Linked DNA regions of Mus musculus: region 2 is linked to region 1. Evidence: chromatin contacts called from ENCODE Hi-C or POLR2A ChIA-PET data. All regions are on one chromosome and are shown on one strand. Each heading gives the region's core, a stretch centred on a gene start or an enhancer-like site at or near the end of the contact. The rest is flanking DNA. Distances are from core to core; before and after follow the strand shown. Region 1 holds the start of Tex9 (testis expressed gene 9). Region 2 holds the start of 4930509E16Rik (RIKEN cDNA 4930509E16 gene).

Region 1 (2,518 bases), core at 10-2,509:
AAAAAAAAAAAAAAAAAAAAGGGTAAATAAAATGGCAAATAAAGCAGACATAATCTCTGCCCTAGTGGAGTTCAGAGTCCAGGAGAGGCGGCAGAATATAGAAAAGTAAACTATTGCTGGGTATGGTGGTGCATGCCTTTAATGCCAACACTCTAGAGGCTGAGCAGATAGGAGCTCTGTGAGGTCCAGGACAGCCACAGCTGTGTCGTGACCCTGTCTCGGGGAGAAAAAAAAGCCATCATGTGAGTTTATTTTAACAAAATATGCTAATTGCAAAAAAAATTATTAAACAACTAGGGCCCTGATCAGCACTGTCAGAGGCCCCTCTGAGTTTTACAGTCCGAAGGCAAGTGTGATTCCCTCGAAAAGAGAGGAAAGAAAGACCCACGTCCCTTGTGACCGAAGAGTTCCACACTATGTAAGAGCCGACACGCAGGTTAAATGAAAGTGCCAGAGTTGCCAAAACTTTGCAGGGGCAATGACAACAACTAAATGCAGTTCCAAGCAGTGCAATGAAACGAAAATGAAAAGATCGTTCTGGCCTCTGCAAGAAACTTGGGGAAGGGCAGTGGGGGTAGGCAGACATCGTGAAGCCTGTGTTTTCAAGAGCTTTGTAATTGTCAGAGAACAAGACAAGGAAGGGATATCATTCTTCTACACACACACACACACACACACACACACACACACACACACACACACACACACAGGACCCCACTATAGACAGGAGCTTTTCATTTGGAAAACAAGCCTCCAAGAAATTTGTGCAAAGTAAACTCTAGTACTTTGAGAATCCTCAAAATCTGGGGATTTCCCTCTCGGCGGCAATTCCTGTGCTCCAAGCCACTTCCATGTGAACCCTCCTGCCTTCCAACACGGTTGTGGACTACAGTTTTGCCCCTACAAATATTTTCTCAGGCTACTACTGTGAAAGAGCCAAGGCTAAGGGGTAATGAGGAGAAAGAGAGGGTCCCTATATGCAGCCAACCTGCAGGAAAGGCACCCCAGTAACCGCCCTGGAAATATGAGGGATGCTCACTTGTACTCTTGTTCCCGGGCGAGGAGGTCCCGTCCAGCTGCAAGCTGCCCGCGCGACTGGGTACCTGCAGAACCGCGTCTCTGCAGACAGAGTTGCAGAGCTCAAGTTCAAGAGAGTCCGGTGTCCGTCCGTCCCGCCCGCCAGCCCGCAGCCCAACCACTGGTCAGTAGTCTGGGGTTGAACTCACCGGCACTCTAACACTTCGCCCCGCCATCTTTACCAACCCCGGGGCGATGCGGTTGCCGTGGTGACCGTACATCTTCCCGCGAGAGTTCTCAGGTCTCGGGCAGCCTCCCGCCAAAGGGCAGCCTCTTCTGTCTCCACCTCGAACAGCTTTTGCATAGGCTTTGACCAGCAGCTCCTGGGTTCCCTTCACCCATTGAGACTAGCGCTTTAATCCACAAACCTGCGAGTCCTCTGCCTGGAGATGGAAGGGTTTCAGAGCCCACCACGCAGACAACACGCAAGTATAAGCCCCTTTCTGGGAGTGTTTCTCCAGCCCAGTAGGCCAATCCCACTCACAGTAGTTTTTGCTAAAATGGATTTTTCAGTGCCGTTCTATACTTCTGATTGTGAATATTTACTCACGCCACGGCTAAGAGCTCAGGCAGTCAATTTTGGCGCATGTTTGAGTCCAGACATACCATTCACAGATATAAACCACTTCCTCTGCAAGGCAGGACTAAGAATAGCATCAACAGCACCTAGTAACTGAGATGTAAATGATCTCATGCTTAAGACCCAGGGCAACACAGGGCAGCATCTGATTGTTTGGGGATGAAACTGAGAGTCTAGAAATAAGCCTTCCCATTTAAAGGACGCCAAGGTCATTCAAGAGGAATAGAGGGTTCTGCACCAATGGGAGGCAATTGCATGTCCCCACATAAAAGAACAAAGTACGGTTGATATTTCACACCAGATTCAAAAAGGAATTCCACATCATAGCTAAATGAAAACCTATCCATAAGCACCATGTGTGTGAACTGTCTGAATTCGGAGATTTTTTTTTTTTTTTTTTTTGCTATGCCCCCAGAAAAATAAGCAACTGTCTGAACAACATATAAAGAACGATTAGAATAAAAAAAGAAAAACACTAAGGAGCCGGGCATGGTTGTGCATGCCTTTAATCCCAGCACTCAGGGAGGCAGAGGCAGGCAGATTTCTTAGTTCCAGGCCAGCCTGGTCTACAAAGTGAGTTCCAGGACAGCCAGGGCTACACAGAGAAAGCCTGTCTTGAAAAACAAAAAACAAAACAAAACAAAAAAACCACTAAGGGGCCTTTTATAGGCATTTATCCAAAGACAATACACAGATAACTAAAACATATAAAAAGATGCTCAGTAGTGTGGGTCTTCAGATAGATGAAACCCAAAACCAGTGTAAGATACCCTCTCCTACGCACTAAGGTCACTGTAACTAAAAGGAGACAGGAACAAATGAGGGACTATGTGGAGATATTTGAGCCTTGTGCTGTCAGTG
Region 2 (2,518 bases), core at 6-2,505, 40 kb after region 1:
TACCTTTCTTTGTTGATTCTCCCCCTCCCCCCCCTCCCCGAATGTGGCAATGTGAGGCCATCACTCTTCGGGTTTAAAAAAAAAAAATTAGAAAAAGGGGTCTGGGCCACTTTTCCCATTGTCTTTTTATATCATCTTCCCCGTGAATACAGAATTATAAATATGCATTCTGGAACACAGTCTGGATCCTCAGGAGGAAACTGTATTTTGCAAGGGTGTCCTTGCCTCCACCCATCCAGGTGCAAACATTCAGAGTATGGGCTTCCAGTCTGTATGAACCAGGCCTGAGGCCACATGGACAAAGCAAGAGAGTTTCAGGCCAAGGCAGGGAACAGAGCACTCAAAAGACCACGCAATCCAAGCCAATCAGATTCACCACCCACTAGAAGTCTGAAAGGTGGCAGGGCCTCCTAGCTCAAAGTCCATCCAGGAAAGTGGCCAGAAAATCTGACAGGGCCAAGTCTGATAGAAACACTGTCAGAGAAGTTACGGGCTGGGAGGCTCATTACAGCCACAGGCACTGAGAAAGGTCAGTGCGAGCTGTGCAGCTGTTCCATCTGGTGCCAGAGGCTTTGGCTGCTGTCTTCTACACCCAGGCGCTTAGCCTTCCTGACCAGCCCCACCTAGAAAAGCTAATTCTTCTGCTCTTCTAAGAGGAATGATTTGTTGGAGGCAGGGAGTCTCACTCTCAGCCAGCAAAGCTGTCTATGAATGGGAAGGGGGCGAAATGGTGGGCAGTCTCTGGCTGGGGTGAGTTTAGATGGCTGCGAAGGAAGAGCTCTTGGCTGAAGCTCGCGCCTCCATGTTGTATTACATGTGTTCCTTTTGAGAAACAGGAGGGGCCTTGGCTGCCAGGGACCCTGACAAGCCGCGACTTGAGCTGTGTGTCTCCGAGCCTGGGCTGAATTGGGAGTGTAGAGCAGGGAGGGCACTCCTGGCATAGGGGGTGGGGTGGGGAACAGCATGGGCAAAGGCACCAAGGAAGAATGAATCTGCTGCGCGCTGAGGATGGCATGGAGACTTCACTGATTGGAGCTGGGAGTTCTTGCAGGGGGGATGGAGGCGGCTGTGATTGGACGGCTAAAGTGGGGCCAGATTTGGAGGGCTTTGAATGCCCGACCGAGGAGCACTTCCACCAGCTTGCCACTTGCCATTTTCCGACCAGACCGAGTAGGCTCGCTGCGCTAGCTCGTCGAAAAGCTCTCACCTGCTCCAGCTCAGTCCGGTGGCTGAGAGAGGAAGCAGTCCTGACTAGTAGAGGGGAAACGCTCGCGAGCGTGTAGTGGGGGCGGGAGGGCGTGTAGATTCGTTTCACCTTACACACTAGGAAGCGATCAATTCTCCCTTCCACGCCGCACGGTGGCACAGGTCCACTCCCTGCCGCCGTCACGCGAGCCCGCTCCCCGCCCCCAACACGCCCCCCCAACCCCCTCGGCCGCCGCAGCCACCCGACCGCTCCCTCGGGGCCCCCGCCGCGGCTTCCTGGGCCCGCGGCCCGTAGCCGCTCCGCTCCGCCCCGCGCGCTCCGCGCCCCCCTGCGGCCCCCGCGCCGCGCCCGCACACGCGCGTCCACGCCCCCCGGCCGCGCGGTAGGTGTTGTGCCGTCTGCGCCGGGCCGCAGTGCGGCTGCGCGCGCTGGGCTGCTCCGGGCTGGCAGGGCAGCAGTGGCCGCGGCGGCGGCGGGGCCGGGAGCGAGCGAGGGAGCGAGCGGCGTGGGGGAGCTCGGAGGCGCCAGGCCCCCGGGGGAGGGCGGCCGGGGAGGCAGGCCCCCCGAGAGACCCGTCGGGTTGGATTTTGGGGCCGAGGGGGCGCCCGACCACGGACCTCGTTCTTCAGACGCCCCCCAGCCCCGGCCGCTGACGGGGGGCTGAGGGGCGCCGCCATGCCTCTGCCGCGGTGACGCGCGGGGCCGTAAGGAGAACCGGGAGAGGAACCGTGACGAGAACCGCGAGGAGAACCGGGAGAGGAACCGTGACGAGAGCCGCGAGGAGCCGCGCGGTCTCCCCGGGGATGTCCCTCAGGCGGCCGGAGAAAGCGACTCACTCGAGCCCTGGGGTATAGGCCTAGCTTATCCAGCTTCCTTCCTTCCTCCTCTTCCTCCCCCTCCTCCTCCTCTTCCTCCCCTCCCCCTCCTCCTCCCCTCGTCGTCCTCCCCTCCGCGTCTCTTCCCTCACCCTTCCCCGCGCCCCCATCTTCCCTCCCTCCCCTCCAGCAGCGATGGCAGAGGAACAACAACAGCCGCCACCACAGCAGCTCGATGCCCCTCAGCAGCTTCCCCTCAGCGCCCCCAACCCCGGGGTGGCTCTGCCAGCCCTTGTGCCCGGGCTGCCAGGGACAGAGGCCAACGCTCTGCAACACAAGATCAAGAACTCCATCTGGTAAGAGGATCCTCCATCGCTGGGGTAGAACAGCCTAGGCACATTGCTGCTGCAAAGGGGATGGGGGGCGGCGGCGGCATCCGAAGGGGAGGCTAATGCATTCATTGAAGGTGGGTTTCCAGAGCCGGGTGCATGGCTGT

Evidence for each region. Hi-C counts contacts between places; a loop is a spot of excess contacts on that map. ChIA-PET counts read pairs that join two places held with the same protein, here RNA polymerase II (POLR2A).
Region 2: a map of left cerebral cortex shows a loop between it and region 1 (4-fold over the local background). The contact joins the promoter of 4930509E16Rik here to the promoter of Tex9 in region 1. A Hi-C loop is called at or near these places in 9 of 37 maps with a recorded cell type or tissue (CH12.LX, T-helper 1 cell, T-helper 17 cell and 2 more). POLR2A ChIA-PET finds 5 or more read pairs at or near these places in 4 of 5 experiments (Patski and embryonic stem cell).

What each region holds. Positions count from the first base shown.
Region 1 is chr9:72,490,700-72,493,217 of GRCm38, forward strand. It overlaps Tex9 (testis expressed gene 9), which reads right to left and starts at 1,260. Exons shown (of 12, transcript NM_009359.4): 1 at 1,227-1,260; 2 at 1,040-1,119. The coding sequence starts at 1,253. All of the region lies in intron 1 of Gm33004 (a long non-coding RNA gene), which reads left to right.
Region 2 is chr9:72,530,603-72,533,120 of GRCm38, forward strand. It overlaps 4930509E16Rik (RIKEN cDNA 4930509E16 gene), which reads right to left and starts at 1,256. Exons shown (of 3, transcript NR_045735.1): 1 at 1,208-1,256. It overlaps Rfx7 (regulatory factor X, 7), which reads left to right and starts at 1,638. Exons shown (of 9, transcript NM_001033536.1): 1 at 1,638-2,378. The coding sequence starts at 2,218.